Linked DNA regions of Homo sapiens: region 2 is linked to region 1. Evidence: read pairs that join two places in POLR2A ChIA-PET (ENCODE). Cell type or tissue: OCI-LY7. All regions are shown on one strand. Each heading gives the region's core, and the rest is flanking DNA. Links, peaks and the distances in the headings are about the cores only. Region 1 overlaps ZBTB1 (zinc finger and BTB domain containing 1). Region 2 has its middle 9.1 kb from the start of ESR2.

Evidence for each region. Peaks named below come from ENCODE experiments on the same cell type or tissue, not always from the same donor. Only the 100,000 strongest peaks of a DNase experiment are listed, where the experiment ranks them.
Region 2: POLR2A ChIA-PET joins it to region 1 with 9 read pairs; 1 of 35 experiments calls an interaction of 5 or more read pairs at or near these places.

What each region holds. Positions count from the first base shown.
Region 1 is chr14:64,506,125-64,510,518 of GRCh38, forward strand. All of the region lies in intron 1 of ZBTB1 (zinc finger and BTB domain containing 1), which reads left to right. Among named protein-coding and RNA genes, the nearest start is that of ZBTB1, 3.6 kb to the left of the region's middle. In OCI-LY7, for the core only: no CTCF peak of the experiment used is centred there; DNase peaks (open chromatin) are centred at 787 and 2,477; H3K4me3 peaks cover 1,679 bases; H3K27ac peaks cover 348 bases.
Region 2 is chr14:64,301,286-64,305,679 of GRCh38, forward strand. It overlaps a transcript of ESR2 not described here. Among named protein-coding and RNA genes, the nearest start is that of ESR2, 9.1 kb to the left of the region's middle. In OCI-LY7, for the core only: CTCF peaks have their summits at 2,364 (motif pointing left) and 2,564; a DNase peak (open chromatin) is centred at 2,356.

The sequences.
Region 1 (4,394 bases), core at 159-4,158:
ATTTGCTCAGAACCTCAAAACTTTGCTTTTGAATCACTTGCTGGATATCTAATAAAGTCTCAATAATAACTGGATGACTTTGGGAGCTAGAAAGGGGGTTCCTCCTCTTAAAGAAACAGGAAACTGGGCCGGGCGCAGTGGCTCACGCCTGTAATCCCAACACTTTGGGAGGCCGAGGCGGGTGGATCACCCGAGGTCAGGAGTTCGAGACCAGCCTGGCCAACATGGCGAAACCCCATCTCTACTAAAAGTACAAAAATTAGCCTGGCGTGGTGGCGGGCGCCTGTAATCCCAGCTACTCAGGAGGCTGAGGCAGGAGAATCGCTTGAACCTGGGAGGCGGAGGTTGCAGTGAGCCGAAATGGCGCCACTGCACTCCAGCCTGGGCAACAAGAGCGAGACTCTGTCTCAAAAAAACAAACAACAACAACAACAAAAACAGGAAACTGAAGCATAGTAGAGGTGAAATGCTTTTCCAAAGGTTAATAAACATAACGTCTACAGTAGAGTCTTCAGTTAACCTCTTACATTCGTTTTATGAGCAAGCAGGCTTTCTCCATTAATACCACATTTTCATGGTATTGAATAACTCAGGTTGAACAGTCTTTCCTGAAGCCTTTCTATTCTTCCCACTCCTAATACGATGGCCTACTTTTTTGGGGTTTTTGTGGGGAAGGGACTGGTGTATCATTGTCAGAGAAAAGAGAAACCATATTTAACCAGGGCCTTAGCAGGGCATGAGCACAGTCACAGCCACTTGCTCTTGACCTTGTGCTTTGATTTCAGTTTAACACTTCTAAATTTTTGTACTGCTTCCTCATTCTCCTCTTTTGCCAGGCTCTGGGGAAGATATAGTTCATCGACCTTTTTAAGAGTATCTCGTTTTCTTTGTAGCATCATTTCCCTTTCTAATGTGCAGGAGAAAAGAAGTACCTGCTTTCAGACTTGCCCTCTAGCCAGGAAAAGCACTAAGCCTTTGGTGCAAAGGAGAGGAAACTATTTGGTATAGAAATACAGAAAAATTTCCATAGATTTTTGTTAATAAGCTGCAATCTGTTGTCTTCCCAAAAAAAATGAGGTATATTTGAGAAACATCTTCTTGAGAGGTCACTTTGGTCTCTATAGAATGTTTTCTCCTGACATTTTCTTCTGTGCTAGTATCTCATGCTAAAATGGTGAAATTATTTTTTCTCATATTCTTATGTGAACCAAATTAAGGGTTACTCGTGTCTATTTTTTCTCAAAATGGAAATGTTTTTTATTATAAAATCCATGCTCTTTGAAAAATTCAGCCTGTATTGAAGTACATAAAATACAAAAATGAAAGTCATTTTGACTCCCACTCCCCAGAGATAATCACCATGTACAGTTAATTCCTTGTTTAAAACGAGAGAAGGCAACATTTGATCACAGCTGTGTGTGCCTCACTCTGCCTGGGGATGGCCTGTGGTGATTCATGGACTCATGTTCTCTGTTCACATTACTCAGGTTGGTAAGAATTGCCAGGTAGAGGAAAGGGGAGTGTTTTGCATTGGGCTGATTTAAAATTATTTGATTAACTGGGCTGCTATTTTAGGTTTGTCCTTATTAAATACTTACTGTATCATGGTGGGCTATTTTTCATACTTTGTTCATGTTAATGTTGTTGCCCAGCCTCTGATGGATTGATTTACAGCAGCCAAACACATGAAAACAAAAGCAAACCCTCACCTTTATAGAGAGTTTCATAATTTATAATTAGGAAGGAGTGGGTATACTTGCCATGAAGACCACTGCCAATATATCCCTGTGCTGATATGGGATGGGGTTCCTCTTGATCAGCACCAAAGATTGCATGCTGAACATATGGAAAGGAAATTGGACGAAAGAAGGGTCAATGACCGCTGTTTTCAGATGTGGCATGGAAGAGACTGATACTGGGGAGGAAGCGGCAGGGTCTCACTCCTTAGCCATGTGTATTTAAGAAGAATGAACTGTGAAGAAGTTGATGATGATCTAAAAACAGAGCCCCAAAATAGTACATAGAAAGTTAATTACAACATTGGTTATTTGAGAGTGTTGGGGACGTGGGTGGTTTTTATACTACTCTGTCTTTGAATTTAAAATAGTTTTCAAAATAAAATTTGAAGATTAAAGAATTAACCAGATTTTCTTTTGTCTATATGAGATGCATGCAGTCGTTTTTAGAGATGAGTTCCATCCCCACTTTGAATCTGAAGTATTAGAAGAGGCATGCTCTGGTGGACAGTGGGGAGTTAGCAGATGGAAGGGGATTTAGGGAAGGGACTGGACATTCTTCCTGCAAGATGGAGCAGTAAGAGAATGATGAGAGCTTTTAGATTCATGAAAAAGGTGACTCTAGGAGGCTTAGAATGTTCCAAAGGGGCACTTCAGCTAATAGTCATATTCAGAAGAGTGTTGTCTGGTTTACACAAACTGAAACTTAGGGCTTTGAATCAAGAGTCTCAGCTTCTACTTACAAGATAAGCAGTTTTGGGGAAGTCAGCCACTGAACCTGTTTCTTCATTTGCAAAATGAGGATAATAAAAATACCTATCTCAGGGTGGTTGTGAGATCAGTTGTATAATGTATGGGAAAATGCTTTAAATTTTAATTTTAATTTTAATTTCCAACCACTATATAAAAGTTGCCATGATTGAAATAAACAAAAAATTGATAAGCAAAATAAAACTTACCTGTTTAAACATTTATTCATTCAAAAACTCATCAAGTATCAACTAAATGTCAGACATTCAGTAATGACTGAGATACTGCCCTGATGTCAAGGAGCTTGCAGTAAAGCAGGGGAGCCAAATAATTGCAATATCTGCCTTAAGTGTGGTAACAGAGCATCACAGTTGGGATGATGCATTATTGGTACCATATTGTTGTATGTATAGGCTGTTTTGGCAGCACAGAAGAGGCATCTGCCTCACCCTAAGATCAGAAAAAACTTCCCAAAGAGGCCAGGCACAATGTCTCTCACCTGTAATCCCAGCACCTTGGGAGGCCTAGGCAGGCGGATTGTTTGATCTCAGGAGTTTGAGACCAGCCTGGCCAACATGGCGAAACCCTGTCTCTACAAACAATACAAAAGTTAGCTGGGCGTGGTGCCGCATGCCTGTAGTCCCAGCTATTCGAGAGACTGAGGTGGGAGGAACGCTTGAGCCTGGAAGGGCGGAGGTTGCAGTGAGCCGAAATTGCCCCATTGCACTCCAGCCTGGATGACAGAGCCAGACCCTGTCTCAAAAAAAAGAAAAGAAAAAAGAAGTCCCAAACAGAGTGAGCTAGACATTGAAAAGGTTCTAAGCAAAGGAACAGCATGTGTGAAATGGCAAGGCTTTTGGTGTGTTAGGTTATTTGGGATCGGGGGAATCTTAAAGCTTAAAAATGGAGTTAAGTTTCTTAGAATGAACATGCATTTTATGATTTTTTAAAATTGGTTTCATTTTGTTGAATTTCAATTATATGATTGTGATGTTTTCAGGATTTTGGTTTGAATTAAACAAAACTGGAGCCACAAAATTGGAAACAATACAATTTTTTTTAAAATGTGTAGGATCTGGCCGGGTGTGTGGTGGCTCACGCTTGTAATCCCAGCACTTTGGGAGGCCAAGGCAGGCGGATCACGAGGTCAGGAGATTGAGACCATCCTGGCTAACATGGTGAAACCCCGTCTCTACTAAAAATACAAAAAAAAAAAATTGGCCGGGCGTGGTGGTGGGCGCCTGTAGTCCCAGCTACTCTGGAGGCTGAGGCAGGAGAATGGCGTGAACCTGGGAGGCGGAGCTTGCAGTGAGCCGAGATTGTGCCACTGCACTCCAGCCTGGGTGACAGAGCGAGACTCCGTCTCAATTAAAAAAAAAAAAAAAAGTGTAGGATCTGCTCAAAGAAGGAAACTGGGTAATCCCTCCCATCATCATAGAGCTGTCTCACCAGTTATTCATTCAGTAACACTTACTGAATACTTAATATTCCAGAGAAATGAAAAAGCCAAAGTCCTCGCCTTAAAGTTGCTCACAATCTCATGGGGGAGACCAACACATAATTATAACCAATTCTTATTTAGCACTTACTCCATGAGAGATATACTTAACAATAATTCTTCAGAGGTAGAAAGGATTACCATCCCTTCTTAGAGAATTGAAGCACAAATTGACTAAGCAACCTTCTCAAGGTCACACACTTAATAAGTGGCAGAGCCAGAATTTAAACCCAGGCAGTCTGGTTAGTTTGTGCTTTAACACCTACTTTATGTAGCTGTTCTGATTATTAAAATACAGTGTAAAAAGTGCAAAATAAAGAGGTAATACACAATGAGATCAAAACCTAAAATAGTGGGAGAGGAAGGTGTTACAGAGGCTTTCTGCAGGAGGTGATAAACTGATTTTTAAA
Region 2 (4,394 bases), core at 153-4,152, 200 kb before region 1:
GGACTTTCAGAAGGTAAGAAGTCACGTTCCCGCATGTTTGGGTTCTTCTGAGAGAGTTACAGTAACTCCCAGAGCTCCTTACCAGGGCTAATTAGAGGGCGCTGATCTCCTCTGGGGTCTCTTCTGAATTACACAGGTGCATGGGCCCAGCCTTGAATCCTTCCCTTGGAGTCCCTCGTTCTTCCACTTTAGCACTGTGGAAGCTTCATTCAGGGCACCTGTAGGCTACAAACTACCTCCATCTGCTCTGTTTTTCAACCTAACCTTGTGGCTGGGAGAAGAGAGCCCAGGATTTCTACGGAGAGAACAGAGAACACAAGGAAACTAGCGCACATAGATCAGAATTGCCCAGTGCAGGGATGGAACCCAGGCTTGGAGTTCCAAGGCTTGGGCCTAGGGTGGGTTTTCAGCACAAACACTTCCTAGTTGTGTGCCCTTCGACATTTTCCCAACTTCTTTGATTTTTCTCTGTAAAATGGGAATAGCACAAGAAGCTATTTCATAGAAATGACAAATTGCTGTAACGTGCCTGACACTTTGTAAATTCTCAATAAATAGTAGCTTGAAAACAACCCAGAGATCCTCAGATTGAAGGACTTCCCAGGTGTACAGAAGCCTTGGCCTAAGAGATGGCAAGGAGCAGGTTTTCCTCTTTGGGAAGTTTGGGCTCTGAGGGTAGAGAAGACAGTGAACGGATTAAATGCCTGCCTGGAGTGTGTTGTGGAACTCTGCACACATCTCTTCAAGCAGGCCCAATTGTGAAGTTAGAGAAAGACCCCTGACACCTGACCCAATTATAAGAGTAATTTGCAGCAGTGTTTCTCCCATTTCACAGGGTCATAAGAGTCACCTGGGTCACTTTTTTATTTTTTATTTTTATTTATTTATTTATTTATTTATTTATTTATTTATTTATTTTTTGAGACAGTCTCGCTCTGTCGCCCAGGCTGGAGTGCAGTGGCGCAATCTCGGCTCACTGCAAGCTCTGTCTCCCGGGTTCATGCCATTCTCCTGCCTCGGCCTCCCAAATAGCTGGGACTACAGGCTCCTGCCACCATGCCCGGCTAATTTTTTTGTATTTTTAGTAGAGATGGAATTTCACCGTGTTAGCCAGGATGGTCTCAATCTCTTGATCTCGTGATCCACCCGCCTCGGCCTCCCAAAGTGCTGGGATTACAGGTGTGAGGCACCGCGCCCGGCCTCACCTGGGTTGCTTATTTAAAATACAGATTCCCAGCCCCCTCCCCCAAAATGTTCTAACCCAGGTGCTCTAGGGCAGGTCCTGGGAATGTTTATTTTACACAAGCCACTGGGTGATTTCATGACCAAAGAAGTTTAGGAAACATTGCTTTAAGCATTCAAAGAACTTATGTGTCCTCTATGTAATAGAATCTACATAATGAGCAGATTTATCATCCCCACTTTACAGGAAAAGTAACTAAGACCCGACAAGCTTCAGCAGCATGCAAGAGCCTGCTCAGGCTGGCTCAAGAGAGCCTACTGTTGTTGTTATTGTTGTTTTGTTTTTTTGAGATGGAGTTTCACTGTTGTCGCCCAGGCTGGAGTGCAGTGGCACAATCTCGGCTCACTGCAACCTCCGCCTCCTGGGTTCAAGCGATTCTCCTGCCTCAGCCTCCCGAGTAGCTGGGACCACAGGCACCTGCCACCACGCCCAGCTAATTTTTTGTATTTTTAGTAGAAATGGGGTTTCACTATGTTGGCCAGGCTGGTCTCCAACTCCCGACCTCAGGTAATCCTCCTGCCATGGCCTCCCAAATTGCTGGGATTACAGGCATGAGCCACCGCGCCCAGCCAAGAGAGCCTACTGTTAAATGTTCAAGGAATTTGCAATTCGGTGATTAAACCCCGAGTGGCTTGAATTTGGCCATGGTGGAATAACTACACTCCAGATTTCTCCTCGCCAGAAGGGAGCTCACAGGTGCTCAGGTCGGCTTCTTTTTTCAAACAACCCAGGGCACTGATAGAAGTGAACACTTCTTGGCTGTTCTCTTGTTTTGGGTGCATGGCTCAGTTTGAATATTGTCTTTTTCTCTACTGAAATTCATAAACATTACATACAAATCAGCAATCTAGGGCTTTTTTTTTTTTTTTAAAGAGCTGGTTTACTAGCACATCACTGAGTCAGGGTCAGTAGTTTGTCTGACTGTTAGCAAAAAAGCTGAAGTTCACCTGTGTTCTCGCTCCTTAATCCATGTGCATTCTCCTCCTGCTCCCTCTATCGTCCCTTCAACCTCCAGTCCTGGATAGCGTTAAGGGCTCAAATTCTAACAAGGATCACCTGCTAGAGAGTTGGTTCAGAATTTCTAAAGACTTTAAGTGATCATTCTTTTCCACAACAGGTTGATGTCTCCCTCTAGTGGATAGGAAAGAGTAAGACAAGTTTTTAGATCATTGTATATGTGTAACATGTTGAAATATATAGAGAGCTAATTTCCAATAGCAGCACAAAAATTTCCTTTTTATTCATTTAATATTTCATTCACTCAGCATTTATGATTTGCTTACTATGTGCCAGATATTGAGGTATAAAGATAAAAAAATGAGAAAAGTCACTATATACTGAGAAAGACTGCCAAGATACATTGAGAAGAAAATCAGAGTGCAGAACGTTATGAAAAATATACTATCATTTGTTTATAAAGGCAAAAGAAAGAATACATACATACATTCACATAGGATATATTTAGAGAGACACACAAAATACTGTTAATATTAGTTGGTTTTGGCCGGGCATGGTGGCTCACGCCTGTAATCCCAGCACTTTGGAAGGCTGAGATGGGAGGATTGCTTGAGCCCAGTTCAAAAACAGGCTGAGCAACATGGCAAAACTCCATCTCTACAAAAAATACATTTAGCTGGGCACAGTGGTGCATGCCTGTAGTCCTAGCTACTCAGAGGGCTGAGGTGGGAGGATCACCTGAGCCCGGCAGGTTCGAGGCTGCAGTGAGCTATGACTGCCACTGCCCTGCAGCCTGGGCGACAGAGCAAGACTCTTTTCATACAAGACTAGTGCATATGCCACAGCAATTTGATTGGTTACAGATTGCTAAATTCCAAGAAAGAATACTTTATTACTCTATAAGGAGGGGTAATGATCTGTGGGGGTCTTTGGTGCTGTTTGTTCTTAATTATCTAAAGGAAAAACAAGGCAAAAGTTGCAGCTGCATGCCATGTGACTCAGGCTGCACAGCCACACACCTCTCAAGGCTCAGAATAAAGTTCCAACAGCTTTAAGTTTGAATTATTTAATTTCACATACTTATTCAAAAGTAAATTAAAACCTGCGCATAGTAGCTGATGCCTGTAACCTCCAACGCTTTGGGAGGCTGAAGCAGGAGGATCACTTGAAGTCAGGAGTTTGAGATCAGCCTGGGCAACATAGTGAGACCATGTCTCTGCAAAAAAAAAATCTTTTAAAAATTAGCTGGGTGTGGTGACTCATGCCTCTAGTCCTAGCTACTTGGGAGGCTGAGGTGGGAGGATGGCTTGAGCCCAGGAGTTTGAGGCTGCAGTGAGCTGTGATTGTTCCACTGCACTCTAGCCTGGGCAACAGAGCGAGACATTCTGTCAAACAAACAAACAAACAATAAATAAATAAATAAAGTATTAAAATTTAAAAAGTTAAAACTGGTTTTAAATGTATTCAAAGAGCTATTTTCTTCTAAAATATTAAAAGCAAACTGCTTATAAAAATTAATAGGCGGCCAGGCGTGGTGGCTCACGCCTGTAATCCCAGCTCTTTGGGAGGCTGAGGTGGGTGGATCACAAGGTCAGGAGATCGAGACCAACCTGGCTAACACGGTGAAACCCCGTCTCTACTAAAAATACAAAAAAATTAGCCGGGCGTGGTGGCGGGCGCCTGTAGTCCCAGCTACTCTGGAGGCTGAGGCAGGAGAATGGCGTGAACCCAGGAGGCAGAGCTTGCACTGAGCCGAGATCGTGCCACTGCACTCCAGCCTGGGCGACAGAGCGAGACTCCGTCTCAAAAAAAAAAAAAAAAAATTAATTAATAGGCAACATTTTAAAATATCAAGATTTTAACTCAAAAATATTTAAAGCTAATTTTAAAAATTATTATACTAGGCCGGGCGCAGTGGCTCACGCCTGTAATCCCAGCACTTTGGGAGGCCAAGGCGGGCGGATCACGAGGTCAGGAGATCGAGACCATCCTGGCTAACACAGTGAAACCCCATCTCTACTAAAAATACAAAAAAATTAGGCGGGCGTGGTAGCGGACACCTGTAGTCTCAGCTACTTGGGAGGCTGAGGCAGGAGAATGGTGTGAACCAGGGCAGCGGAGCTTGCAGTGAGCCAAGATCGCACCACTGCACTCCAGCCTGGGCAACACAGCGAGACTCTGTCTCAATAAATAA